2 separate regions of the Homo sapiens genome follow, and region 2 is linked to region 1. A link is a loop called in an ENCODE intact Hi-C map of the cell type or tissue named here. Cell type or tissue: CD4-positive, alpha-beta T cell. All regions are shown on one strand. Each heading gives the region's core, and the rest is flanking DNA. Links, peaks and the distances in the headings are about the cores only.

Region 1 (15,467 bases), core at 7,965-10,464:
AAAACAAAACAACAACAACAAAAATTAGCTAGGCATGGTGGTTCACGCCTGTAATCCCAGCTACTCAGGAGGCTTGGGTAGGAGGATCACTTGAGCCTGGGAAGCAGAGGTTGCAGTGAGCCAAGATCACACCACTGCACTCCAGCCTGGGTGATAAAGTGAGATGAGATCTTGTGTCACACACACACACACACACACACACACACACACACACACACATTTTTTTTTTTTTGAGACAGAGTCGCGCTCTGTCGCCCCAGGCTGGAATGCAGTGGTGCGATCTCGGCTCACTGCAACTTCTGCCTCCCCGGTTCAAGTGATTCTCTTGCCTCAGCCTCCCAAGTATCTGGGACTATAGGCACCCGCCACCATGCCCAGCTAATTTTTTGTATTTTTAGTAGAGATGGGGTTTCACCATGTTAGCCAGGATGGTCTCGATCTCTTGACCTTGAGATCCGCCCACCTCAGACTCCCAAAGTGCTGGGATTACAGGCGTGAGCCACTGCACCCGGCCAAGATAGTATTTAAAAAAAAATGAAAGTATGTTCAATTCCAGAGAGAGGAGGCAAATTCAAAATTCAAAGTGGGAAAGACTGTTAAGAGCACATCTCTGGAGAAGGGAATTTAGCAAGAGAAAGAGGGAGACACAGCAAATATATTGTAGGAAAATTTAAACTTTCCCTCTGAAGGTTCAATAATTGAGTCATCCTGCCAAAATAAACAGACAATAGACAGATTGACAGGAGAAAAAGCATACAAGTTCATTAACATGCACGTGGACATGGTAGTCCCACAAATATGAGACTCAAAGGCCCGGTAGCTGAAGCTTAGATAGCACCAATTTCATAGGGAAGAGAGAAATGGGAAATGTAGGCAGTTATGAAGGGCAGAAGTTATTTTCAAGGGAAATGAATGAGTCCAAAAAACAGACAATGGCTTGGGACAAAGTTCCTCTGAGCTCTGGGGGAGGTGGCAGGAAGATGAGGGGTGGAACTTCACTGTGAACAAAGGTTGTCTTATTACATAGATAAAGTCTCCCAGGTATTCTCTCAGAGTGCCCTCAGAAGAATAGATGAAGAGTCTGTGTGGGCATGATGACTTTTAGTCTTTTCTCTTCTCTAGTGGTTCATCTTTTCTGGTCTTAGGACAATTGCATTTTTTTTTTTTTTTTTTTTTTTTTTTTGAGACAGCGTCTTCCTCTGTCACCCAGGCTGGAGTGCAGTTGTGCGATCTTGGCTCACTGCAACCTCCACCTCCTGGGTTCAAGTGATTCTCCTGCCTCAGCCTCCTGAGTAGCTAGGATTACAGGTACACAGCACCACGCCCAGCTAATTTTTGTATTTTTAGTAGAGATGCAGTTTCACCATGTTGGCCAGGCTGGTCTCGAACTCCTGACCTCATGATCTGCCCGCCTCAGCCTCCCAAAGTGCTGGGATTACAGGCATGAGCCACCGCGCCAGGCCTGACAATTACATTTCTTTTGGAAGAAGTTTTCCTCAGATAAGGGAATATCCAGAGAGAGCCTCTCCCTGCACTTGAGGGGAGGAGACAAGAGAAGGTTAGAAAGTCCTTGGTTCTGAGGCAGCTTCTAGCTTCTAAGGCTTTCCAATTTCTTTTAATTCAAAAGTGCTCAGCAAGCTGAAGCTTTATACTTTGGGGCATCATTCTCCATGCCCCAACCATGTCATGCCACTGCAGGGAGGTTCCTAATCACTAAGTCTGGCTTTTGCCCATTTTATCAAGAACAGTCTCTTGACCCAGGAAGGCTTGTTCAATATTGGGATGCCACATGGCTATACTTCCCAAAGAGAGCAAGTGTTCATTCAAGGCAGTTACGATAACAATTCTCAGGGAAAATAGTGGAAGGGAAACAATGTAGGAACAAGTTATTTTAACACTGTGACTTGCTATTAGAGAGTATCGCTACATATTTAGGGAATTCCCCACATTATGGGTTCCCACCCCATCACTGCAAAAGCCAGACACTCATTGTTCCAGCCTCCTTTGTAGCTGTAACACACACACGTGATCTGGGATTCATCTATCAGATCCACCAGTACCAGAATCCAAAGCTTGTATACAAGTAGCAGGCGCTGGCTGAATCCATTCTGGTAAGGTGGAAAAGCGACATTCCAGTTTACAGAGGCGGCAATGCCAAGGCTCCTACAGTCCTGTCCAGTGCCTGATGTTGGGAGTATTAGCAGGACCTTGGGTGGTACAAGTGAAGTCTTCCTGAATCAGCAGTGTGAAGTGTAATTTTATGAATTTCCTGGCTCTGTTTCCTCTGAGACTAGTTTTCTGGTCCCCTTGAAGAGTCTGCATGTGTCCTAATATTCTTTAATACAAGAATTGGCAAACTTTTTCTGTAAAGGGTTAGCTAGTTGCTATGGACTGAGCTGAGTCTGCCCAAAATTCATATGTTGACACTCTAACTCTAATTTGATGGTATTTGAGGATGGGGCCTTTGGTAGGCAATTTGGTTTAGATGAGGTTATGAGGGTGGGGCCCTTATGATGGAATTAGTGCCCTTATAAGAAGAAACAACAGAGTTTGCTATCTCTCTCTGTCTTTGCTGTGCAGGGCACAGCAGAAAGGCAGTCATCTGCAACCCAAGGAGAGAGCCCTCACCAGAAACCAACTATGCTGACATCTTGATCTTATACTTCCAGTCTCCAGAACTGTGAAAAATATATATTTCTGTTGTTTAAGCCACCTAGTCTATGTTATTTTATTAATAACATAGACTACTAAGCCAACTAAGCCATTAATAAATAAGCCTTATAATAAATAAGCCATTAATAAATAAGCTTATAATAAATAAGCCTTAGCCAACTAAGACATTAATAAATATTTTAGGCTTCGTAGGCCATATATGAGAATCTTCATTGTAGTTACTCAATCCTGCCACTATAGCATGAAAGCAACAAGAGACAGTACTTAAGCAAGCGAGTGTGACTGTGCTCCAATAACATTTTATTTATGGATACTGAAATGTGAATTTCATATACTTTTCATGGGTCATGAATATCCATCTTTTAAAATGTTCTTTGTCCAACTATTTAATTATGTAAAAATTATTGTTAGCTTGTGGGCCATACAAAAATAAATGCCAGGTCACATTTGCTGACTTCTGCAAAAACATGCCTTTTCTGCTTAAATGACCTACTGTTGGCTTCTGATTTGCAGCTAAGAACCCTGACTAATACATTTAGTCTATGCCTGTTTTGGGAGAAGGTTATTCTTAAGCCACTGAGAAAGGCAAACACTCATTCTGCTTTTCTTCAACTGCCAGAGAAGAATTTTTTACATAAACCTCCATGGGTCACCTGCTGCAATTTTTAGCAACTCATAGGCTCCTTGAACTGTCTGATATAACCCCAGAATCTCCTCACAAGGAAAGATTTGAAATATATAGTTTTTGTTCCTCTCCTATAGATTACCTTGCTCTGGAGAGCCAATGTTCATCTGAGTGAGCTATTTGTTTCGTTGTCACCTGAACCACATGACTGTGGATAGATACAGCTCAGCGGCCATAGCTGTAGCTCAGTCTTTCTGTAACTGACGGGAAAGATATGTGAAATAAGACACATAGACATGGCAATAAAATGAAGTAGGCTGCAAGATGAAAGCAGGTCATTCCCTGGACTCTTTTGTAAGGTGGATTTAGGAAACTGTACCACACCATTCTGGAAGTTCGCACTTACCAAAGTCAATGACATTTAGACTCTGTCCCTTTTTACCCAGGCACTTCATTACAAGACCCAGGCTCTGTTTGCATTTTCAAATAGAGTACCTTGGCTAATAAAAATATGGTGCTTAGCAACAGAAATGCATTACAACTATATTTAGCCAAAGCAAAGCTGTCTAGAAATGTACTGGACAATATGATTGACACAACTGGCAATTCCTCCTGTCCTTTACTGACAGTATCACCTGGTTTATATTCTGATGTGAAAAGAGTCTCATCAGTCTGAGATGATTCGATTTTTCAGGGCAGCAATGAGAAGGCAGAGGCTGAGGTAGACAAGGAGGCTTCTCTTTGGTTATGTTTATAATTTGTAGAATTCTCTCCACCTTTGAATATTTGATCCCCAATTTCACTTTCAAAATTACAATAATCAATCAAAAGAGAAAGCAAAGGCTGGGCATGGTGGTTCACGCCTATAATCCCAGCTCTTTGGGAGGCTAAGGTATGTGGATTGCTTGAGCCCAGGAGTTCAAGACCAGCCTGAGCAACCTGGCAAAACCCCATCTCTATAAAAAATACAAAAATTAGTCAAGTGGCTGGGCTTGATGGCTCACGCCTGTAATCCCAGCACTTTGGGAGGCCGAGGTGGGCAGATCACCTGAAGTCAGGAGTTTGAGACCAGCCTGGCCAACATGGTGAAACCCTGCCTCTACTAAAAATACAAAAAAATGAGCCAGGCATAGTGGTGCACACCTGTAGTCCCAGCTACCTGGGAGGCTGAGGCAGGAGAATTGCTTGAAGCCAGGAGGCGGAGGTTGCAGTGAGCTGAGATTGTGCCATCGCACTCCAGCCTCAACAGCAAGAGCAAGACTTCGTCTCAAAAAAAGAAAAAAAGAAAGAAAGAAAAAAATTAGTCAAGTGTGGTGGCACATGCACCTGTAGTCCCAGCTACTCAAGAGGCTGAGGTAGGTGGATCGCTTGGGCCCGGGAGGTGGAGGTTGCAGTGAGTTGTGATCGCACCACTGCACTCCAGCCTGGGTGACAGAACGAGACTCTGTCTCAAAACAAAACAAAACAAAAAACGTACACACAAAGAGAGAGAAGTCAGTGTTATTTGGGGACCTGGAAGAAGGTCCCTGAGATTGAGAGGAAAAAGGGGGCTCCCAAACATAAACAGTAATAAGTCATGTTAATAGTATGTACCATTGATATGATATGAAGAAAGCGGCATTTTGCCTCTGTGGTCCTCCTCCCCAAAACCCATAACCTTATATAATCATGAGAAAAACTTTACACAAATCTCAGTTGAAGAACATCCCACAAAATGCCTGACCAGTACTCCTCAAATGGTCCTCACAAACGAGGAAAGACTGAGGAACTGTTACAGCCAAGGAGACATGACAGCTAAGCGTAATGTGCTGTCCTGGACGGGATTCTGGAATAGAAAAAGGACATTAGGAAAAAAACTGAGGAAATCTGAATGAACTCTGGACTTCTGTTGATAATAGCATCAATATTGGTTCATTAATTGTAGCAAATGTACTATTCTAATGTAAGATGTTAGCAATTGGGGCATACAAGAACTCTCTGTACTATCTTTACAAAAATTCTGTAAATCAAAAACTGATTTAAAATAATAAGCTTATTAGAAAGAAAAAAAGTGGACCTTTCCTTTTGGCTAGACTTACTCCCCAGTCTTCCACAAACAACCAGATATTCACTCTGCACTGAGCTCAATCTGCGATCCATTGTCTGCGCCTGGGTAATAAAGGACATAAGTGATCAACCAAACATTTTTTTAACCAAATCTAGATAAAGATTGGAATTAAAATAGCGTACACAAAAGAATAACTTTCCAAAGCATTTTGTTATTTGTCGATGCGAATAGAACATAATCTGTGAGAAACTCCAAGACTGAATTCGACCTTTTATTTTTAACACAACAGCTGAACTCTCAGTGGTTGCCTGTAATAACTACCATCATTGCCTATAGACAGCACCTCTTCCAAATTAAGAAACGTTCCTTGAAGTTCTCATTAAATGCACATTACTGTTTGGGGTTTGATATCCTGGGAGTGATGATTGTTCAGGTTACTCTGTACAGAGCTGAATTCTTATATGAAGCAGAAGCATTATGAGGAATCTGAAATGGATTCTGCACAACAGGTTTGTTTTAAGTGTGTTATTCAGTACAAATATCTCCTTTGGGAATTTTACCAGAGAAAGTAAAATTATGACTGATTACGACTCTCTGTGATTTTAGCAGTAATTTCTCCTCTTAAAATAACCTCACACAGGTCATTCTTAAACAGAGAAAAAGTGATGAGTGATTATCTTTTCACTGCCCCTCACAATTGGTCACACTCTAAGCTGGCTGATAGAAGAAGGAGGAATCTCTTGGTTTGTCTCTTTAGCAGTAAAAAAGCACGGGACTCAAAAGCCTTTTTCTGCTGCTTCCAGGTCCTGTTTTTGAGATTTGGAAGCTGCATCAGGTCATTTTGATGACCTTTCTGAGCCTTTTTTTTTTTGAGACGGAGTCTCTCTCTGTCGCCCAGCCTGGAGTGCAGTGGTGGGATCTCCGCTCACTGCAAGCTCTGCCTCCCGGGTTCACGCCATTCTCCTGCCTCAGCCTCCCGAGTAGCCTGGACTACAGGTGCCCGCCACGACGTCCGGCTAATTTTTTTGTATTTTTAGTAGAAACGGGGTTTCACCATATTAGCCAGGATGGTCTCGATTTCCTGACCTCGTGATCCGCCCTCCTCGGCCTCCCAAAGTGCTGGAATTACAGGTGTGAGCCACTGCGCCCGGCCGACCTTTCTGATCTTTATATGAATTGAGTTCTGATCATGCATCTTTCTCTCTGCTTTTCTTTTGCCTGCATGATAAAGATTTACAATGGAGGCTGCGCGTGGTGGCTCACCGCCTGTAATCCCAGCACTTTGGGAGGCCAAGGCAGGTAGATCACCTGAGATCAAGAGTTTGAGACCAGCCTGGCCAACATGGTGAAACCCCATCTCTACTAAAAATACAAAAATTAGCTAGGAATGGTGGTGGGCAGCTGTAATCCCGGTTACTCGGGAGGCTGAGCCGGGAGAATCTATTGAACCTGGGAGGCAGAGGTTGCAGTGAGCCAAGATCGAGCCACTGACTCCAGCCTGGGTGACAACAGTGAGACTCCATCTCCAAAAAAAAAAAAAAAAAGATTTATGAAGGCAAGAAGAGAAAGATCACAGGACTGGATATCAAGATCCCTAGCTTTGCCATTAAATGAGTTTTGTCACCTGGACAGGGCACTTTGGCTCTCTGTGCCTCATTTTCCTAAGCTGTAAAATTAGATTCCTAATACTTGCTCCAGTTTCACTGTTACTAAGAAGATCAATGATCCCAACAGATGTCGACAAGATCTTGCTCTGTCACTCAGACTGGAGTGTGGTGGTGCAGTCATAGCTCACTGAGGTCTCCAACTCCTGGGCCCAATCTATCCTCCTGCTTCAGCCTCCTGAGTAGCTGGGACCACAGGCCCACACCAACACACATGGCTTTTTTTTTTTTTAAGTTGAGACAGAGTTTGTTTTGATGCCCAGGCTGGTCTTGAACTTCTGGGCTCAAGCCATCCTCCCACCTCATTCCCAAAGTGCTAGAATTATAGGCATGAGGTACTGCACCCAGCCTAAAATTTAAAATGCAGCCCAAAGTCATATTTGAATCCTTAAAGGGAACTACTCAGGATTTCAAAGTGCCCTTCAGGCCCCCTAAAATAGCATTTTACTTGTGACCAAGGTGTCAGAAGCTATAATTTGGTCACAAGTTACACATGACAGAAACTACTTCTGGCTGATTTAAGAAGAAAAAAAAAACAACAGGATTCTCTGCAGTATCTATGTCCTGTGTCACTGGTTCAAAGTCGAAGGCAGATATTTCTAATTGGCTTTGCCCACATTGTATAACACCACCTTCCAGTAAGGGAGCTGGGAAATGAAGATCTGGCATTTTCTGCTTCTGAAGTGGGAAGTAGGCACTTTTTCCCACTAAGACTCATAAAGTAGGATTCCCCAAACATAGGAAGAAGTTTCAGATGCTGAGTAGTACCCCAAGAATAATAAATATCTCTTATGTGGAATTTTTAGTTGGGTGGGGGACTACCTAATATTGGAGAAACTGCAAATATAAATCCAACACAATTGGCGTCTACCCTGGGTGTGTTTCTGGCACTCCTATCTGTGACCCCTTATCCATTCTATAACCTATTTCTATGAACTTAGTTTTCTCAAACTTTGTGAAATTTGCTTCTGCTAGCCAACTCTGAGGCTCACTTCTGACTCCCAGCTAAGTCACAACACTTTTCCCATAATTTCCAACTTGGGGCACAACTCAGAACTGAAACTATAAGAGAAAAATAAGACACACAGCAATGTTGACCTCTACCATACTCTGTGAAATTAGCAAATAGCTTGTTTTTTAGGTAGGATATCAGTAGCCCAAATTATTAGAATGGAATGTGTTTTTATATGTACTCTTAAAGTTATTCTTTCAAATTTTGGAAATGTTGCTTCTTATTATCAGAAATATTCCCTAAACAGTTTGTGCAAGCATTCTCCTGATGGTGCCTGTGAGTGCCAATGACATTTTTAAAAGCTTCTTTTCACTTTTGTATTTGATGAATGTAGAACTTAAGCACTGATCTGAAGATGAGAAAGGCCTTTTCATATCAAAGTTTCTAAAGAATGCCCCCAAATGATCAAGATGCTTGTCAGGGTATTGAGGCAAAGTGACTTGCGGGGTGGCGGAGTTGGGGGGTGGATATTCAAAATGAAGGCGGCAGGGAGGTTGGAGGCCTCCTTATTACCCAGTGGATTTGCCAGCTCTCTTTGCTTTTAGGCAGCAAGGACAGACTATGAGGTATGTGCTGCAAAAGTTATTTTCAGAGCTGTAAAGATTTAATCATTTCACTGTTTTTAACCAGAGGAACCTTGTATTTCTTCTACTACATTGGAACAAATTTTAAAAGGAAAGGACACAGGCAGTCCCTGACTTAGGGTAATGGACTCAAAGCACTTACTCACTCCTTCCCTGCCCATGCTATCATTACTGCCGTTCGACAGACTGCACACAGATGAACTCTCATTCGTGCACTCTGCAAATACTTGTAAAGTACCTGTTTTGTGACCAGTACTGTGTGAGGCAGGCAGGAATCTGACATGAAGCCAGTAAAGCTTCAGCTTCAAAGACCCTCAGTGTCATGTGCCTCTTCCAAGAAGGCACCTAGCGATATATTTATGTGGTCATATGTTTTTGCAAAATTTGCAGAGGTAAGATACTCTAACCACAATTGATTAAGATTACTATCTCTTTCCACTTTGACTTCCTCTTTACTTCAGTTCTCCCTTGTGTCTAGTGGCATTGGAGATTCACAGTCATTTTGAGATTCCTCTAAGGTAATTTGGGCTAGGAATACATTTATTTGGGCTTTAGTGGGATACGTTTATGTGTTTGGGCAGCCATTTCTGTAAATAGTTAAGCTATGCTGGCCATCCCAGCTTAGGAATGGCTGGTAGGAATACTTGTACTCTTCAACATGACAAGTCATCTGATGTTGTGACCTGATGGTGCAGGGCATTGATGATACACTGGTTAATAGGAGTATGGTCAATACAAAGAACAGTTAAGTTTAGTCACTGTGTCATAATTTGAAATGCCCTGAAATGTTATAACCCATCTATGTAAGACACTTGGTAGAGGTTTCCAAAATTTGATAGCATTTGTAAAAATTTACATGACTTAGCAATAATGAATTGGGGAACTGAAATAAGCTTTTCTAGGAAATATTAGAAAACATGTTGATCAACCATGCTAGAGAAAAGCATGAACGACCTTTCTATTCAATATAGGAAATGATCTTATAAATTATTGTCATATGAAAGAGGTAATCGAAGGCTGGGCCCAGCGGCTCATGCCTGTAATCCCAGGACTTTGGGAGGATGAGGCGGGTGGATCGCCTGAGGTCAAGAGTTCGAGACCAGCATGACCAACATGGTGAAACCCCGTCTGTATTTAAAATGCAAAATTATCTGGGTGTGGTGGTGCACACCTGTAATCCCAGCTACTTGGGAGGCTGAGGCAGGAGAATCACTTGAACTCAGAAAGCAGAGGTTGCAGTGAGCTGAGACCAAGCCATTGCACTCCAGCCTGGGCAACAAGAGTGAAACTCTGTCTCAGAAAAAAAAAAAAAAATAGGAAGAAAAGAAAAAGAAAGAGGTAATCGAAGAAGACAAGCCAAAAAAGTAGGAAAAATATAGAGATGTGTCAGGCAGTTAATAAAGAAAAACATTTCATTTTCATAGATGTTGTGTTTATTAGCTTTTTATACTTGTAATTGGTTGTGATTTCTTCATACCTAATTTTGTATTCTTTTGAAAAATCCTTCCTTCCCCAAACTATGTAAGCTTCAGGCCTGCAGAACCTGGATTTCCCCCTGGTATGTGAATGAAGTTGCATTAAGGCCCATGTTAGTCTTCCATGTGCTCACAGTCTAATAGAACAGACAGACAAGGAAACAAGCAGTTCAACATAGTGTGACAAGTGCTACAATGTGGCATCATCTAACCAACTGGGGAAAAATTGATCCTAACCTTGCATATATCCATGTGTGGGTTTTTTCTGACACCAAATGTGTGGTGTTGAAACTGCCTTTGCAAAATTATGACTGAGATAGCAAAAGAGATCTAACCTAATTGACTCCATCTTCCTTCTAACCTCCAAGCTGTCCTTGTCCATTCCTGGACATGGGCTGAACTAACTTTGGGAGGAACTTAATTTATAGTTTAAAACAAAGATGATAACAGCCCTTTCCCAAAACAAACCTCCTTCTTGCCTGGGGACTAGACCGCCTTTGTAGGACTAAGAAATTAGTCACAAGATTAGAAATTATGATTTAGGAGTCATGCATCTGGAGGCTACAAGATTCTGACTTTCCCTGAACTGCTCCTAAGATCACTGCCTGAGATATTTTGCAGACTCTGCACTTGATGGATCAGCTGGCACCACCCAGTTCGATAAACTGGCTCATTTGATCTTGTGCCCCCTCCTCACCAGGAACTGACTCAGCACAAGAAGACAGCTTCAACTCCCTAAGATTTCATCTCTGACTTCACCAATCAGCACTCCCAGCTCACTGGCTTCCCCCCGTCCACTAAGTTGTCCTTAAAAACTCTGATCCCCGAATACCCAAATGCTCAGGAAGACTGATTTGAGTAATAATAAAACTCTGGTCTCCCACACAGCCGGCTCTGTGTGAATTACACTTTCTCTGTTACAATGCCCCTGTCTTTAGAAATCAGCTCTGTCTAGGCAGTGGGCAAAGTGAAACCATTGGGTGGTTACAGTGTCTTTTCCAACACATTGTTCCAACATCCATTCACCAGTTATCTCCCACCAACTGGGTGTTCTTCAATTCCATTCAACTCTGATGCTAACTACCCAGAGTTAGTGCAAACCCCACAGGTTAAAGTCATGGTCCCACAAGACTGCCCCCACTTCAGATGCCAGGTAGAATTCCTGGGTTTCTAGGCTACTCACACTTCTATCCTATTTGGCTGCAAATTTGGGGGTTCGCATCACCCTCCCTCATGTTTGATAATTTGTTAGAACAAATTGCAGAACTGAGGGAAGCACCTTGCTTGTGATTACTGGTTTATTATAAAGGATGCAACTCAGGAACAGCCACATGTAAGAGATGCATAGGGCAAGGCTGCGGGAGAAAGGAAGTGGAGAGCTTCTGAAACTGTCCTTGTACAATCACCCAACGGGTGCTTCCAGCTTGCGGCACAGACAAAACAATTCACTGAGACCATGGTATTGCAGTAAAGAAAGAGCTTAATTAACCCAAGACAGCCAAGCAGAAGGACGGATGTTATCACTCAAATCAATCTCTCCAAGAACTCAGGGGCTAGGGTTTTTATGGATAGTTTGGCAGGCAGGGGCTAAGGAATGGGTGCTGCTGATTGGTTGGGGAATAAAAGCATAAGAGTGTGGAAAACAGTCCCTATGTGCTGAGTCTGCCTCTGGGTGGGGCTACAGGATTGGTTGAGTCATAAGTCACCAGTCCAGTTGGAATTAATCAGTTGCCTGAATGCAAAAGTCTGAAAAACATCTCAAAAGACCAATCTTAGGTTCCACAACAGGGATGTTTCCTACAGGAGCAATTGGGGAAGTCACAAGATTTGTGACCTCTGGCCACATGACTCCTGAGCAGTAAGAGATTAGAGAAATTATGCCTGCATTTTGGCAGAAGTCAGGCCCCTCCCATTACAAAGGCAGTTTCAGTCCCTGAACAAACAAGGGATCAGTTTCAGGGAGGGACTCTTCTCATTCTTGCTTTAAACTATGAACTATATTCCTCGCAGTTACCTTGGCCTATCCCCAGGAATGAGCAAAGACAGCCAGCCTGTGAGACTAGAAGCAAGATGGAGTCAGCCATGTTAGATTTCTCTCACTGTCATAATCTTTGCAAAGGAGGTTTCAATCACAGAGTTGACAAGAATTTCATGCCAGGTTCTGGACAGAAATATAGTTATAATTAAGCATGAGGCTTAATTATAGGCTGCATTTTGGCCTACTTACTTGTAACTGAAAGTCACATAGCACTGGATACTGACCATTTGCATCCACATTGTTTCTATAGATGGGATTTCGGATGTTGGAATCATGAGGCTTTTGTTTAAGAGTTGCTTAAGATGTTCTTCAGATCCTGAATTCCAGCAGAACAGCTGACATCCACAACCAGTTTGAGGATCCCCACAGAAGAGCTGAATCAACATGAGAATGCAGTTTCTTCATCTCTCCAGTCCATGACTTCACCCTGCAATCCCCACAGAAGAGCTGAATCAACATGAGAATGCAGTTTCTTCATCTCTCCAGTCCATGACTTCACCCTGCAATCCCCACACCTCAGCCCACTCCAAACCCCTTACAAACTCCTCAGGGAGGCAAATCTGAGGTTTCCTTCCATCTCCTTGTTCAGATGCCCTATGATTATTAAACCCTTTCTCTGCTGCAATCCTTGAGGTCAGTGTGTCCACTTGCCATGCTTTAGGTAAGGAACCTGTTACAGTCACACTTCCATGTCCTCTTCCACGGTGCCACTCTCCCACCACATCAATGTTACCAACCCAGAAGCTCTCTAAATTTCACTGTTCAAGAGTATTTATCAAAGCTTTGTTTTGTAGGTGTGTTTGATCAAATCATTGGCCATTGGTGATTGAGCTCAATCTCCAGCCTTTCTCCCCTCCCGGGAGGTTGGAGGGTGGGGTTAAATGTTCAACCCTCTGATCCCATGTTTGGTCTTTCTGGGGACCAGTCCCCAACCTAAATCTATCTAAGGCCACCCTGAGTCACCTCATTAACATAAACTCTAGTATGGTCAAAAGGAGCTCATTATGAATAACAAAAGATACACCTATCACTCAAGAAATTCTAATAATTTAGGAGCTCTGTGCCAGGAACTGGAGGCAAATAAAGACCAACTATATTATACCACAACTCAACACCATTAATTTGATTTATAAAGCTATGAAGTTAGACAGTGAGACAAACTTTCCTGAACCATGTACGCAAAGACCACCCCCAAAATTTCCCCCAAAGTTACTTCCCGAAGAAGCTTTGTCAAAATTTCCATTAGAAGTTATTTTCGGCCAGATGCAGTGGCTCATGCCTGTAATCCCAGCAATTTGGGAGGCCGAGGCAGGCAGATCATGAGGTCAGGACTTCAAGACCAGCGTGACCAACATGGTGAAACCCTGTCTCTACTAAAAATACAAAAATTAGCCGGGCGTGGTGGCGCATGCCTGTAATCCCAGCTACTCGGGAGGCTGAGGCAGGAGAATCGCTTGAACCTGGGAGGCGGAGGTTGCAGTGAGCCGAGACTGTGCCATCACACTCCAGCCTGGGCAACAGAGCGAGACTCCATCTCAAAGAAAAAAAAAGTTATTTTCAGTTCCTTGGCCCAAGATTCCTTGCAGCAATCCTTTCATTTTTGCTTTGCTACAATCAAAACAAGGAAAAAATTATGAAGAATATTAAAAGAGACTTTCCTGTAGTGTATGCATAAGTCGTTATCATGAAATTTGAAGTTGGGTGTGATTAATTACTATTTAGATTACACTATTCAGCATTAGATATATAATTTATTGACTATGGAGTAAGAGGTTGCTATTCCATATTTGTAAAATAGAAGAATTGGAGTCTCTGGATGATTTTAAAGTTCCTTCCAGTTTTTTGCTTCTTTCATTTTAATAAATACCCAGCATTCATTAAATCATGGGCTTCAGGGCCTTAGACACTTCATCGCCTTCTTACAGGTTCAAAAGGGAAAATCAGATTCCATCTACATCATTTTAATTGATGACACCATTTTGGAGAATATAAATCAATTGAGTTGTATGGACTTCCTATGGCTATGTCTTTATCATGGTATAACTTATGTTTAAATGGTTCTGAGAAAAGAAAAACAGCTCAAAGAGCTCTCAGCTCTGTGAGGTTTGCAGGCCCAGAGAGACACAGTGCAGGGCTTGCAGTCATCCCCTACTCATGCCTGGGGGTATTGTTTAAAGTCATTTTGTTCCTAACTAGCTGCCTCTCCTGCTGTCTTCATGTTCCTGGAATTCATGATACCAAGGACAGTATATAGCCAATCAATAGCTTATTTTATTTATCTTTTTTTTCTTTTTTTTTTTAAGAGACAGGGTCTCACTATGTTGCCCAGGCTGGTCTTGAACTCCTGAGCTAAAGCAATCTTTCCCACCTTGGCCTCCCAAAGTGTAGGATTACAGGCATAAACCACCATGCCCAACCTACTTATGTTATTTGAATAGAAATTATTTTCCTTTTTGATGAGTAGATTAAAAACGACGACAACAAAAAGAATGGAAATTCTTGGTAACCAACTCAGGAAGTGTCTCTTCTTTTCCTTTAAAAATCCTTGGCCAGGCACGGTGGCTCACACCTGTAATCCCAGCACTTTGGGAGGCCGAGGCAGGCAGATCACCAGAGGTCAGGAGTTCAAGATCAGCCTGGCCAACATGGTAAAATCCTGTCTCTACTAAAAATAAAAAAAAAAATTAGCTGGGCATGGTGGCAGATGCCTGCAGTCCCAGCTACTCAGGAGGCTGACCCACTAGAATTGCTTGAACCCAGGAGGCGGAGGTTGCAGTGAGCTGAGATTGCACCACTGCACTCTAGCTTGGGCAACAGAGTGAGACTCTGTCTCCAAAAAAAAAAAAAAAGTATTTAAAGTGTTTTGATTATTTTCTTTTTGTTTTTTTAATTGGGCAGCCCCAGAACCAGAATAGATCCAGAGAGACCCCCCTGATTTTTTGTAAGTTTCTCTGAAGATGCAGGTTGGCCAGAGCAGATTGTAAAACTGCGGGGTTTAGCAAAGAAATCACTTAAGCCAATTGAGAAGTGATTAAGGAGAAGGTTAATTGAATGAATTAGTAACTTAGTTACTAGAGTAAATTTTTTCTCATTGAAAGAAAACAGTGCCAGACACAGTGGCCCATGCCTGTAATCCCAGCACTTTTGGAAGCTGAGGTAGGAGGATTGCTTGAGGCCAAGAGTTCCAGACCAGCCTAGGCAACATAGTGAGATCCCTGTCTCTGCAAAAACAACTTAAAACATTAGTTGGGCATGGTAGGGCATGCCTGTAGTCCTAGCTACTCAGCAGGCTGAGGTGGGAGAATCACTTAAGCCCGGGAGCATGGGGCTGCAGTGAGCTATGATCATA
Region 2 (15,467 bases), core at 11,911-14,410, 81 kb after region 1:
CCATGTTGCTAATCTGTGATTTCAATTATCCATACTCAAGAAGAGAGATATCAATATGGGTAAAACAACTGATAATATGCTAAGTCTTCCCTTCCTATCAGATTAGGACCTGAATTTTGATGACAAATACTGCCTATTGAGACGCAGGGACCCGGGGGGCAATTTTTTTTTTTTAGACAAAGTCTCGCTCTCGCTCTCGCTCTGTCATCCAGGCCAGAGCCAGAGTGCAGTGGCCCCGAGTAGCTGGGATTATAGACGTCCACCCCCATGCCTGGCTAATTTTTTTTTTTTTTTTTTTTTTGAGACAGAGTCTCACTCTATCACCCAGGCTGGAGTGCAGTCGTGAGATCTCAGCTCACTGCAACTTCTGGCCCCCAGGTTCCAGTGATTCTTGTGCTTCAGCCTCCAGAGTAGCTGGCATTACAGCCACATGCCACCACACCCAGCTAGTTTTTTTTATTTTTAGTAGAAATGGGGTTTCACCATATTGGCCAGGCTTGTCTTGAACTCCTGACCTCAAGTGATCCACCAGCCTTGGCCTCTCAAAGTGTTGGGATTGCAGGTGTGAGCCACCATGCCCGGCCTAATTTTTGTGTTTTTAGTAGAGACGGGGTTTTATCATGTTGGCCAGGCTGGTCTTGAACCCCTGACCTCAAGTGATCACCCGGCCTTGGCCTCCCAAAGTGCTGGGATTACAGGTATGAGCCACTGCACCCGGCTGCTCCTGCTCCTTAATGTCTCCTTTACTTACTCCTTATTTGTGAATAATGAAATTGATAAATAGAACAAATACTGTCTGCTTGATTGTCAGACCAAAAACTACTTCCTTTTTCTCTTCTTCGCTTACTCCTTCTCTTCTCATAAAAGGAATATAAGGAGCTAACTGCTTAAATGTCAGACTCATAGCAATAAAGAGCCTATCATGTTTCAAAACCTCTGAAAGCTCTCTAGAGGACAAATAGGGGGCATTGGGGAATCCACACCTTCTCTAACTTTTTTCTTCTCTTAGCCAAGATTCCAATTCATGTCTGTCTGATTCTCTTAACTGCTAGATTATGAAAAATTAGGTCTTTGAAATGAGAATGAGAAAGAAAAAAATGTCATCATGTATATTTATTTCATTTGGGAATAAAAGGGTGCCCTGTAATTTAGAATAAGAGACAGGGATGACTCATTACAACTATGAGGATTATTAAGGAAATGAATAAATCAATCACACCACTCCAACTGTACTTGTCATCACAGTAGCATTGCCAATTTCCCTATACAGTTGGTAATTGTTATTCCATGTCTTCTTACATGGAATATAAGGTCCATTCTGGTGTAACAAGAAATATTAGAATAGTCTTCAAACCCATCATTAGATGAGGCTATAAAAAGCACTAACTAGAGCAGGTGCAAGCTACCTCAGAACCCTGGAAAGAGTCATTCAAAATTATAGCACCAAAAATGCACTGAATTATCCAATGTAATAAAAAGTATATATAAAATTTAATAGTCATCTGTGTAAGAGGCCATATACTTGAAAATTAAGACTGTTTTGATAATGTTAAGTTAAATTGATATCCCAAACCAGGAAAATGGTAGAATGCCTAAACTAACATTTAAATTTCTTCTGTTTAATAAGTCTATAACTGCTTAACAAAAAGAATAAGAGCAATATATATTACAGCAGCTTTGTTTGACTCTATTTAGACAAGTAAAATCTTACGCTTCCCTGTAGTTTTCCTTATAAAGCTGACTGATTCTCAGTTCATTTCAGCTAATGTTTTGCTTGATATGTCTTCGTTGCTTTGGTTGTCAGGCTTGGAGTTACTTTTCCACTGCTGTTTTTGCCTGCTCTCTAGCTGAGGTTACCATTGTTGTTATGAGGTGTCTTCACCCCAGCCTATCTGTCTTATACTGAGTCAATGAAGAGGGAAGATGGAGGACAAGAAAGGGTGAGAAGCCAAAGAGCTTCCCTTAAGCTCCTGTCTGTAACTGAAAGCTCCATGACATTCCATCCAGAAATCAAGAAGCATATCTGTGGAAACTGAAAGGAATAAAGGCCTATGCAGAACAGTTGAGAGCACAGACTTGGCCTCAAGCAGACCTGGGTTCCAATCCTGGTTTCTTCCCTTGATATCTGCGTGACCTTGGACAAGCTCCCTAATCCCTCTAAACCTGAGTTTTACTGCTTAAAAAAATGAGAAGAACAATATTATCTATCTTATAGAGTTTATTGACAGGAGCATATTAGATAATGCATTTAAACACTCTGTATAGAACCTAGCATATAGTAAGCATTCAAAAATGCAAGGCCAGGTGCAGTGGCTCATGCCTGTAATCCCAGCACTTTGGGAGGCCAAGGCGGGTGGATCACCTGAGGTCGGGAGATCTCAGGGGACCAGCCTGGCCAACATGGAGAAACCCCGTCTCTACTAAAAAATACAAAATTAGCCAGGTGTGGTGGTGCATGCCTGTAATCCCAGCTACTTGGGGGGCTGAGGTAGGAGAATCGCTTAAACCCGGGAGGCAGAGGTTGCGGTGAGCCAAGATCACGCCATTTCACTCCAGCCTGGGCAACAAGAGCGAAACTCCATCTCAAAAGAAAAAAAAATGCTAGTTAGTAAAGTATGGATGCTATTAATATAAAAGCTTTTTGTTCAAAAATGCACTATAGTCTTGGTAGGACATGCTCCCATATCCTTTTGGGGGCCTTATTCAGTAAGGACCTTGAGTCTAAACATTGCTGTACTTCTATCACTTTGTTAGTTGAAAAGAGACAGGTTCTAAACAAAATGGTAAAGTATATCTTTGATGACCAGTTCTGTTCCTAATTTGGTTTCTCTTTCCAATAACCATGCCCTTCCCTCCTCTCAAGACACTTAGGATTCTGTATGCCGAGGTCTCTCACAAGGGCTTTCTGTCTTGAGGTAGCAGTACTTGTTCTGTTTGAGGAACAGCTTTAAGAAGCCCAATGAGGTGGCTAATGCCTGTAATCCCAGCACTTTGGGAGGCTGACGCAGGTGGATCCCTTGAGCCTAGTAGTTCGAGACCAGCCTGGCCAATGTGGCAAAAAAACCATCTCTACAAAAAATTTAAAAATTAGCCAGGCATGGTGGTGTGTGCCTGTAGTACCAGCTACTCTGGAGACTGATATGGGAGGATCCTTTGAGCCTAGGAGGTCAAGGCTGCAGTGAGCTGTGATCGGGCCACGGCACTCCAGCCTGGGTGACAGAGTGAGACCCTGTCTCAAAAAAGAAAAGAAAAAAGAAAAGAGGAGTCAGGCATACTGGCTCATGCCTGTAATCCCAGCACTTTGGGAGGCAGAGGCAGACACATCACTTGAGGTCAGGAGTTCAAGACCAGCCTGGCCAACATGGCAAAACCCCATCTCTACCAAAAATACAAAAATTAACTGGGCATGGTGGCAGGCACCTGTAATCCCAGCCACTCAGGAGGGTGAGGCAGGAAAATTGCTTGAACCCGGGAGGTGGAGGTTGCAGTGAGCCGAGATTGTGCCACTGCACTCCAGCCTGGGTGACAGAGGGAGACTGTTTTAAAAAAAAAAAATTAAAAAAAAAATAGGCCGATGAGGTGAAGCAGAGAGTGAGCAAGGCAGAGAATGCTCAGAGAGGAGGCTGAAGATCTAGAACAGAGGCCAAGTCATTGTGGACGCTGAGGGCAATGTAGGGCAGGAATGCAGGAGTGGAAGCAGGGAGACTATGAAGTTATTGTTTTAGCTCAGTAAGAGATGACGGTAGCCTAGAGTGGTAGCCATGAAGAAAAGGAGCAATGGTAATATTAGAATATGCTTTTAATGCGTAGCAGATCAGAACTTAATTATGTGGATGTGGGAAGTGTGGAATCAGACAATTCCTAGGATTTCAGCCTCAGCAACTACTAACTAATGGGGCCATTTACAGAGATGGGAAAACTGGGGAAAGAACAGGTTTGGGGGCAAAAATCAAGAGTTCCGTTTTGGATATGTGAGTTATTAGACAGCCCAAGAGAAGCCATGCTAGCCGAGGTTGGAGCTCAGAGAGTGGTCAGGGCTGGAGACATGTATTCTGAACTAATCTGCATAGAGATGGTTTTTAAACCCACACAGTGTGCTGCTCAACACTGGTCCCAATTAGAATCACCTGGACTGCTTTAAAACCCTTGATATCCCGGCCGGGCACAGTGGCTCACACCTGTGATCCCAACACTTCGGGAGGCTGAGGCGGCCGGATCACCTGAGGTTGGGAGTTCAAGACCAGCCTGACCAACATGGAGAAACCCTGTGTCTACTAAAAATACAAAAAAATTTAGCAGGGCATGGTGACCCATGCTTGTAATCCCAGCTACTCAGGAGGCTGAGGCAGGAGAATCGCTTGAACCCAGGAGGTGGAGGTTGCAGTGAGCAGAGGTCGCGCCATTGCACTCTAGCCTGGGCAACAAGAGTGAAACTCCGTCTCAAAAACAAAAACAAAAACAAAAACAAAAAAAAAACCTTGATATCCTGACTCCAGCCCCAAAGATTCTGATACAAAAGGGGCCTGGATTTGGTATTTCTTTTTAAAAAGTTTCTCAGGTGATTCTAATGTGCAGTCAAGGTTGAGAACCAGGGTCCATGGGAGGTAGTTGTGGCCATCAAGGTGGGAGGATAGTGTCCCAGAGGTCAAATAAAGACAGAGGTTTAAGAAGAAGGGAGCAATCAGCTGAATCAAATACTGCTAGGAGGGCTAGTTAGATAAAGACTGAGAGGTAACTGTTAATTAGGAATGATGAAGTGTGTTACAGATAGAATGGGAGATAACAAATGGTGCTCCAGTTTTTCTTCATTGTGTATGTACAGTTGTCCCTTGGTATCCATAGGGGATTGGTTTAAGGACCACCTTCCCATACCAAAATTCATGGATACTCAAGTCCCTTATATAAAATGGTGTCATATTTACATACTTAAAAACTTTAAATCATCTCTAGATTACTTATGATACCTAGTACAATGTAAATGCTCTGTAAATAGTTGCTATACAGTATTGTTTAGGGAATAATGACAAAAAAGAAAAGTCTGTACATGTTCAGCATAGAATGCAACCACTACTATTTCTTTTTTTTTTCAAATGTTTTTAATCTTTAGTTGATTAAATCCATGGATATAGATACCATGAATACGGAGGGCTGAGTGTACTTTTTTTGAAACAATCTCACTCTGTAGTTCAGGCTGGAGTGCAGTGGCACAATCATAGCTCACTGCAGCCTTGACCTCCTGGGCTCAAGCAATCCTCTCACATCAGCCTCCCAAGTAGATGGGACTACAGGCTTGCACCACCGCACCTGGGGCTGATTTTATCCATTTTGTATAGAGACGGGGCCTTGCCGTGTTGCCCAGGCTGGTCTCAAACTCCTAGCCTCAAGCAATCCTCCCAACATGTTGGGATTATAGGCATGAGCTACTTCACCCAGCCTTGATTGTACTTACTGAGTGAAGTTGGGAGTCATAAGGCATTTTATAAATAAAAATCATTTAAAATGTTAAGGGTAATATTACTAAAAGTTATATTCTAAATCTCCCTTAAAAAAAAAGATGGTGAATCTAAATAATAAGTAGCTACAGAAAATTTGGGGAATTGAGAAAAGGAAAAAAAATGTTATCCAAAAGACTATTGTGTGAACACAATCACCATTACTTAGTCATTGACTAGCTTTCATTTAGTGAATTCCTACTTTGCAGCAGGCTCTGTGCTAAGGATATAGAAATGAATATGACAAAAGTATTTGCCCTCAAGGAACTCAGGGCTTAGTGGAGGAGGAGGACATGCAAAAAATAATTCTAAAACAAAGTGATAAGTGATATAATAAAGATTATACTAGTATGCCATGGGAGCAAGGAGATAGAGAGCTTAATATTGCATGTTAAATAATAATTATGAAGAGTACCTTGGCAAATTAAAAAATTGCTCCGTTTTAATGTTAGTGATAAAAACAAGAAGGAGAATTAGTGTACCCCATGATTACAATCATATAACAATGTGATTCCCCAAAGGTTCTCTAGCCAAGGAGAGGCTTGAGCTGCATCTTGAATGGTGAGTCAAGCAAATAAGATTAGGAAAAGGGTGGGGGAAAGAATAGGTAGGAGTAGGAAATTCCAAGCTGGAGGAAGGCAAAGGAAGTGAAACAGAGTGTATAACCTGTTTGGTCACTGTAATAACTTTCGTGTGGCTGCAGTGTGGGATTCCCATGAGAGAGTAACCAGATATAAAACTGGGAAAACAGGCAGGTGACAACAAGATTAAAAAGATGAAAAAGAATCACATAGTGCTAGAAAGACTAGTTGGAAAGCTTTTGGAATAATCCAGGAGGAAAAATAATAAAAGTTTGAACTAAGGCAATGGAAGAAGGACGGATGGATGGACAGATGAATGAATGGGAGGAGATGGATTCAACAGGCTGTTTAAGAGACACCGTAGTCTTAGGGAGTGGCAAGGGATGGAGGTATGGGAAATGGGGAGCTGGGGGTGACAAGAATGACTCTCAGTTCTCTTGTTTGGATAACTAACTGGGTTCTTGTCTTGGTTCTTATTCCTGGTCATTTCTACCCAAGATAGTGAATATAGGATGAAGACATTTGAGAAAACTGTGGAACATCCAAGGGGAGATGCATAGGGTCAATTCTGAACCTCCTGGAGCTCAGGAGAAAGATGTGGGCTGAAGAAACAAATTAAAGAGTCATCATTGGGCCAGATGTGATGGCTCACACCTATAATACCAGGCTTTGGGAAGCCGAGCGGGGAGGATGCCTTGAGCCCAGGAGTTTGAGAACAGCCTGGGCAACATAGTGAGACCCTGCCTCTGCCAAAAAAAGAAAAAAAAATTAGCTGGGCATGCTGGTGCACACTTGTAGTCCTAGCTACTCTGGAAGCTGAGGTGGGAGGATCCCTGGAGCCCAGGAGTTTGGGGCTGCAGTCAGATGTGATGAAACCAGTGCACTACAGCCTGGGCAACAGGAGTTTGGGGCTGCACTGAGATGTGATGACACCACTGCACTACAGCCTGGGCAACAGAGTGAGATCCTGTCTAGCTCTGTACATATGTGATCCGTATGAGTCACAAGAGTAGATGAGATTGGGCAAGAAAGTTGCATATATATCATTTGTGTGTTTTCCTTTTTAGTTATGTTATTCTAACTGGTATATTTCCTTAGTTATAATAATAGTGAGCATACAAGTTTCTGTTTCCTTTTTCACCCTACATCATACCAAAAGCTTTTGTCATGTTGCACCAGAGTTTTCAAAGTAGTCACAACTGGCTGAATAAAACTATACTAACAGGATATGCTATAGTTATAATTGACTTTGACTCTGTGATAAACATTTTTATTCATAGTATTTCCCCATATTTTGAATTTTTTTCTTAGGAAAGATTCTCAGAAATAGGAATATATGTATGTTATACAGTTAAAGTGGACTATACATATATCCAAATCACTTTCCAAAATGTTTGTACCAGTTTATCAACAAGGTATGAGAATACTAGAGTATTAGTCTGTTTTCTCACTGCTATAAAGAAATACCTGAGACTGGGTAATTTATACAGAAAAGAGGTTTAATTGGCCCACAGTTCTGCAGGCTGTACAGGAAGCATGATGCTGACATCTGCGTGGCTTCTGGGGAGGCCTCAGGTAACTTTTAGTTATGGTGGAAGGCGAAGGGGAAGTAGGCACATCTTACATGGCCAGAATAAGAGCAAGAGAGAGAAATGGGGGAAGGTGGCACTTTTAAACAACCAGGTCTCATGAGAACCCACTCACTATCACAAGAACAGCACGGAGGAGAAAATTCACCCCCATGATCCAATCACCTCCCACCAGGCCCCACCTCCAATACTGAGGATTACAATCCTACATGAGATTTGGGTGGGGACACAGATTCAAACCATATCAACTAGTTTAAGTAGATACTTCCCATAATTTTGTATTGTGTGTGTGGTGTGTCTATATTTTTATTGTATTTGTTAAACATTTTATTGAAGTATAACTACATGTACCAAAGTGTACAAATCTAAATGTATATAGCTTGATGAATTTCCACAAAGTAAACGTACTTTGTAACCTGAACCTAAACTAAGAAACAGAACATTACCAGTCACTCAGAAGCCTCCCTCCTATCCTCTCAAGGGTAACCACTGTCCTGATTTTTAACCCATAGAATGATTTGCCTGTTTTTAAACTTTATATAAATGGAATCACATAGTATGTAATCTTTCATGTCTATCTTCCTTTGCCCAACATTATTTTTGTACAGTTCATCTACATCATTGTGTTTAGTTGTGATTTGTTAATTCTCATTTCTGCATAGTATTGTATTATGTGAATATTCTATAATTTATTTATTCTAATGAGTACTTAGATAGTTTCTAGTTTGGGGCTATTACAAACAGTGCTGCTTTATGAACATTCTTGTACATGTGCTTTTGATGAATATATGTAACGCATTTTTGTTGGGTATATACCTAGGAATGAAATTGATGGATCACAGATATGGACATTTCAGCTTTAGTGGTTACTGCTACCAGGTACCAATATCCACTTCCACCAGTGTGTGGGAGTTCCCAGTGTTGCACATATTTACTGACATTTCATATTTTTCATTTTAGCCTGTCTGTTGAGTGGTATCTCATTTGCCTTAATTGTTTTGCTGTTGTTGACTAAAGATATTTAGCATTTTTTTTTGCATTTGGTTATTCTTTTTTGTGAAGCAACTGTTCAAGTTTTTGTTTGTTTCTACTATATTATCTATCTTTTCCTTAAAGGTTTTATTTTGCTTTTTACATATTCTGAATACAAGTCCTTTGTCAAATATATGTATTGCAACTATCTTTTTCCGCTCTGTGTTTGCCTTCACTGTCTTTTTTTTTTTTTTTTTGGAGATGAGGGCAGTGTAAGAGTCTCCTATTTTGCCCAGACTGATCTTGAACTTTCAATCTTCCTGCCTCTGCCTCCTCAGTAGCTAGGACTACCTACAGGTGCATACCACTGCACCCAGCATCCTTTCACTGTCTTTTCTTTTTTTTTTCCAGACAGGGTCTCACTGTGTCATCCAGGCTGAAGTGCAGTGGCGTGATCTCAGTTCACTGTAGCTTTGACCTCCCTCCACCTGCCTTGGCCTCCCAAAGTGCTGGGATTACAGGCATGAGCCACTGCACCCGGTCTCTTCACTGTCTTAAAGCAAGTTTTTTGATGATTAGAAGTTCTTTATCTTAATATTGTTTAACCTATCAAAAATATCCCATATGGTTAGCACATTTCATGTCCTGTATAAGAAACCTTTGCCTAACTTAAGATCATAAAAATATTTTTAGATTTTTTAAGAGCTTTATTTGTTTTAATTTTCATATTTACAGCTACAATTCATTTGGAATATATTTTTGTGTTTGGTGTGAGGTAAGGGTCAAAGTACGTATTTTCCCCTCTGGATATCCATTTGACCCAGCCTCATTTATTGAAAAGATTATTCTTTACCCCACTTCACTGAGTATTAATATTCTAAGTTTTTCTTTTTAGTTTAATTGATGAAAAGTAGTACTTCATTGTTTAATTTAAATTTCTTGACTATTTGGGTGGTTTGACATTTGTCCATTGTGTTAATCAAGACAGGATAGGCTATGCTGTAATAGCAAATAAAGCACCAAACAACGTAGGTTTATTTCTCTACATGCAAAGTCTGGTGCCAACTTATGGGGCAGCTACGCTCCCTGCAGTGATTGGAAGATCCAGGGCACTTTCACCTTGTGACTTCGCATCATTATCTGGTCTCTATAGTACCTACCAGAGGAGAAGACAGAGTGTGATGGTGGCGCAATGACTCTTAAGTCTTTTGTCTGGAAGAGACACACCAGATGTCTGCTTACATTCCACTGTCTATACCCAATAACGTGGCCCTATCTCACTGAAAGGAGACTTGAAGGTATACTTTACCCATGTGCCCAGGAAGAAGAGGAAAACTGATACAGTGAGGTAGTGGTTCTGCAACACTCCCATAGTTAGCTAATTTATTTTCAATTTTGTGAATTGTTGTATCTATTGACATTTATCTTTTTGTGTATCTCATGTTTATATTAAATCAAAATAACCTTTAAGCTTTGAATTCTATTTTAATGTAATAATGCTTTTTCTAATTTATTACAAGCTTGCTTACTACATATTTACCTATCCTTTTCTTTGTAGTCTTTTTGTCTTATTTTATTTAGAAGTATTTTTTTATAAGCAGTAAAGTATTGGATTTTAATTTTTAACACAATCTGGGAGGCTTTTTCTATTAATAGGGAATCTACATTTAATAACTAAACTTATCATGGTTAGTCTCACTGCTGCCATGTTTTTATGCCTTTCTTTTCATGTGTGCATGCTGTTTCTTTTCAGTTTTGTCATTTGCTCTGCAGACTTAGTTTTGTTTGCTCTTATTTTCTACTGTGATTTTCAAAGATGGCCATTCCTCTGATTCTGCTAGTGGGTTCCTGAAAGCTTTCCACAAATACTTTAAAAATCTACCTTTGCTTAATTGAATCAATAAAAAGCCAAACAATAGCTTTTAACTATCTGCGGAAAAGAAGGCACCAAACGTTTTGTTTTTCTTCTAGCCCCTGTTAATCCTTCTTTTTCTTGGTCTTCATTAATTTAATCTGGGGTAATAAACTCAGTCATTTGAAAAAATACAGCGTTTTTTTTCCCCATAAAGTACTTGCTATTCCTATAAAACGTTTGGAAAATATTGAAAAGTACAAAGGCTAACAACAAAAATCTGCCATTATTTTACCACAGAAAGACAACCACTCTTAATACTTTGGTATATTTTCAACTGGGCCTGGTGGTGCATGCCTGTAATTCCAATTATGTGGAAAAATCCTTGACCCAGGAATTCAAGGCCAGCCTGGGAAAGATAGTGAGAACTGGTAATAAAAATATTTTGATATATTTCCTTTCATTCTTTTTGTTATACACATTTTATATGATTGAGACTATATTGTATATATATATTTTATGCTGCTTTATTCACTGAGATGCTCTTATAAGCAAACTATTGCTTTTGGTTATTATAAAATCTTCACAAACATTTTAATGGCCTTATCATATTTTATAAGATAGATGAGCCATAATTTATTACCATATGCTTAATATTGTACATTTACGTTATTTTCAATTTTATTGTTACTATAAATAATGTTGAATAGAATTATCTTTGTGTACAAAGAGAAAAAGCACAGACACATTTTTTCTAATTTAAGATTGTTTCTTCCAGATAGATTCCCAGAATGAAATTAGTGGATCAAAAAACAAATTTTTTTTTTTTTTTGAGAAAGGGTCTCACTCTGTTGCCCAGGCTGGAGTGCAGTGGCGAGATCTCGGCTCACTGCAACCTCTGCCTCCCAGGTTCAAGCGATTCTCCTGCCTCAGCCTCCCAAGTAGCTGGGATTACAGGCATGCGCCACCACACCCGGCTTTTTGTATTTGTTGCAGAGACGAGGTTTCACCATGTTGGCCAGGCTGGTCTTAAACTCCTTACCTCAAGTGATCCACCTGCCTCTGCTTCCCAAAGTGCTAGGATTACAGGCATGAGCCACTGCACCCTGAGCACACACTTCCAGAATAACTCTCATCATTATAAATAAAATCTCAATGTAACTATATTGTTGTGATAGTTCTATTAACATTTTAGACTTAGCATCATCTTATCTCCCATTATTGGTGTTTATATTATCTTGTATCTATAGCTAAAGTCTGTTTTAGACACCAGTTCTTTCCAACCCCTATCTTCCAAACTATGAATTCTTTTTATGATTCAGTGATTCATGGTTCATTGAATTATGACAAATCCATGGGAGAATGTTCCTAATTTGCCCCCAAAGTCCTGGGATTACAGGCATGAGCCACAGCGCCCTGAATACACACTTCTAATCAGCACCTGGATCATGAAACAAAAAAATCACTTGCAGCTCAGAATCCCCGCTCTTACTTCATGGTGGCATTTTGACTGTTTATTTTTTTATTTTTTTATTTTTTTTGGAAGAGGAGGAAGAAATTCTCATCAATATTTTACATTCCCATATTGTTTCAAAGTTTCTAAATTCATATGAGGTTATATATGTCTCCTTTGCCATGTATCGAATTAAGAAAGATTTGGCATTTAGTTTTTATTTTCTGGGAATGCATTAAGTAATTCTGAAAATCTTTAAACTATGGAGTGGGAAAGATATTGTCGAAGATCAAAGATATTTGATATTTTTTACGAAAAGAAACTTCCATTTCTTTTGCCTACAAAAAAATTTATGCTGCAGAAACAATGTCCAGGGTAAGATTTTGGGCATTTTTGTTTTTCCCTCTTAATGTGATAAATTTATATTTTGGTTTAATCAGTAAAATTTAGGATAAGTAAAGTGTAACACTAGATTATAATTATAAATTATAATTTATATATTTTTAAATTACTTTTCAAAGTTGCCTGCTTTGTTAAGAGGTACACTATTGATTCAAAATTTGTAATATGAGCACTGTTTGCTTGTTGTACTTTGTTTTTGTAAACATTTCATAATACCATGTCCTTGGAGGATAGCTTCTAGTGCACTTTGGGGGAGGGGATATTATTGTTCTGAAGTTGGTTACAATTATTTAACCTCAGGTGAAATAAATCTAGTAATTCCAGTTTTTGTTTGAGAATCTAGTAATTCCAGTTTTTGTTGTGTATGGACCAAGGGTTTTCTTTTTTTCAAATGGATTGACAAATCTGAGAGAAAACATTTCCATCACTGGAGGGAGCAGAGGAAGTGTAATCTAGCCTATTATATACAAAAGCTTGGAACTATCTCTTCAGGATTTGGAAACCAAAACTTTCAAGCAGTGGTTTTGTGAATTGTGCAATGAAGATAGAACCAACTTAATGAAATGAGAATTCTTCATAATCTAATGTAATGGAGCCATTTGTCTAAGCAACTAATCAAAAAAACTATTGAGGGGGCGTGTTGAGATTGCAGGGTAGGCATCTTAAGAGCTCTGATCTATATTCATACCTTTGGACAAAGAAGGAAACAAAAATTTGGAGGTGAGTCCAGGCAGAGGAGGCCTTGTTGACATTTCAATTCACTCTGATAAGAAGGAAGAAGGCCCAATACTCCTCATTTCAACATTTGTAATGTAATAATTCATACATGTAAGAGTAGATCTAATATATACATGTAGTTTAAAGAGAAAGAATAAGACAAACATACCTCCGTACTCCCACCCAGCTTAACAAGTGGTGCTTTTAGCAGTGTTTTTGAAGTCCCTCTGAGTTCCCATGATCACATGTGCCCTTTTCCTTGAAGGAGGTAACCACTCTGATCTTGGCTTCTCATTTCCATTTTTTTCCTTGTAGTTTAATGTATTCCTGAACAATATATGATTTAGTTTTGAATGATTTTGAATATTTGAGAAGGAATCAAACTGACTTTGTTCTTCTGTAACTTGCTCTTTTTAATGAGCATTATATTTGTGAGCATTTTAATTGTTGTGTAGTATCCCACTGTACAAATATACATATCTCTAATTTATCCATTCTCTTGTTGACGGACATTTGGGTAATTTCCAGGTTTTGACTACTACAAACAGTAGTGCCGCGGACATTCTTGTTCTTATCTCCTGGTGCATAGCAGCAAGAATTCCTCTAGGATACATTCTTTGGAACGGAACTGCCAGGTCAGAGAATCTTCGTCTTTCACAGATACTACCTTACGAAATATCTTTTTGCTTACTTCAAAAGGGCTTGGGTTGCCAGATTTAGCAAATTAAAATGCAGGATGCTCAGATAATTTGAATTTCAAATCAATAAAAAACATTTTAGGATAAATATGGCCTACACAATATTCATAGTTTAATCTGAAAACCCTAACAAGGTCAGTGAACTTTATCAAACCACAAACATTGGGCAATGAAGGATGAGTGTGAAGGGGTGGTGGGGCATTTGGCCTATTCTTCCCCTGCTAGATGGCCAGCCCAGATGTTTATGAGCAGGTTAGCTCAGGGGACTCCAGTGCTTATTAACCAGCTGTGTAGGTAGTTGGTTGGCTCCACAACTGTATGCCAGGCAGGTGCTAGATGTTGGGTATTAACACAACTGTAACCATTACAGAGAAGGGTCCTTGCTCTCCCTAGGCTTTCAGCCAAGAGGGGGAAATAGAGAACAGAGAACAGTACAGCAATGACAAATGTACGATGGGAGCAGTGGTGTGCTGGTGAATGCTTAATAATTGGCTCTGATGGGGAGAAGCAGCTCTAACTTGTAGCTTTTGCTGACCTAGGAGTTATAACTACTCTCACCATGGCTGACTTCAAGCTACAATTGTAACATGTAACATTACTGAATGTGGAGTTGGGAAGCCATGTACATAATCTTCTCCCAGGACATTATGAACAGGCTCCAGTATCCCACTGTATGGGAGTACTCAGAAAGTATACCTCATCCAGTCTCCGGACTCATTTCTTTTTTTTGAGATGGGGTCTCCCTCTGTTGCCCAGGCTGGAGTGCAGTGGTGCAATCTCGGCTCACTGCAACCTCCGCCTCCTGGGTTCAAGCAATTCTCCTGCCTCAGCCTCCTGAGTAGCTGGGATTACAGGTGTGCGCCACCATGCCTGGCTAATTTTTGTATTTTTAGTAGAGATGGGGCTTCACCATGTTGGTCAGGCTGGTCTCGAACTCCTGACCTTGTGATCCACCCGCCTCGGCCTCCCAAAATGCTGGGATTACAGGCGTGAGCCACAGCCCCCAGCCTCTGGGCTAATTTCTTGTTGGTTTGGGGGAAAGGGGCTTAGGTGGCTCAGACATTAATTTTTTCCCTTGAATTTAGAAGTTAAGAGTATAAAATGCATTTTAGTATGTCTATAATATTGGATGCTTTGTAAATATTTTTACTATGGTATAGAAATAGAAAATAGTCTATTAAACATAGTTATAAATTATGATCATCCTATAGATCGGGGCTCAGACCTTCACCTTTTGCATCTGACCTTCCATCAGGAGACCCTTGAAGACTTCTCCTGCATTGCCCTATCACCTGAAACCCAGCTCATTGATCGTCATCATTCATTAATTCCACAACATTGACAGAGCCCTTGGTCTGTACTAGAGGCTTAAGGCCCTGTCCTCATGGAGCACTCAGAACGTTCTCTCTAGTCTCTTCCTGATTCTTTCTAGGCAGGTTTACTACCTTTTACTTGCTCAGTTCATTTCTGTGTTCTCAAGCTGGCTTTCCCTCTGGGAATATTCCTCCATGGAAGATTGCCAGAAAGCTTCCAATGATCTCTTCTTGCTCTTGAGATTTCTTCTTCCCTACAGAGTGGCACGTGTCTCTTTCTGTCTGAATCTGAACTCTTCTGACTTTTCTATATTTTTTCCTATTGTGTAATCTATCACTCTAGCCATCTAATCTTTTTCTTTTTTTTAGATAGAGGTGGGGTCTCACTCTGTTGCCCA

Evidence for each region. A loop is a pair of places that touch in the nucleus more often than their neighbours do. Peaks named below come from ENCODE experiments on the same cell type or tissue, not always from the same donor. Only the 100,000 strongest peaks of a DNase experiment are listed, where the experiment ranks them.
Region 2: a loop joins it to region 1, with 2.3 times the contacts of the local background. A loop is called at or near these places in 8 of 110 quality-filtered maps.

Annotation. Positions count from the first base shown.
Region 1 is chr2:171,241,909-171,257,375 of GRCh38, reverse strand. LOC107983995 (a long non-coding RNA gene) reads left to right here. Exons shown (of 3, transcript XR_923576.2): 3 at 12,369-12,743. Among named protein-coding and RNA genes, the nearest start is that of TLK1, 89 kb to the right of the region's middle. RefSeq lists an enhancer at 11,874-13,073. In CD4-positive, alpha-beta T cell, for the core only: no CTCF peak of the experiment used is centred there; a DNase peak (open chromatin) is centred at 8,915; H3K4me3 peaks cover 254 bases.
Region 2 is chr2:171,164,929-171,180,395 of GRCh38, reverse strand. It overlaps a transcript of TLK1 not described here. Among named protein-coding and RNA genes, the nearest start is that of TLK1, 12 kb to the right of the region's middle. RefSeq lists an enhancer at 6,915-7,244. In CD4-positive, alpha-beta T cell, for the core only: no CTCF peak of the experiment used is centred there; no DNase peak of the experiment used is centred there.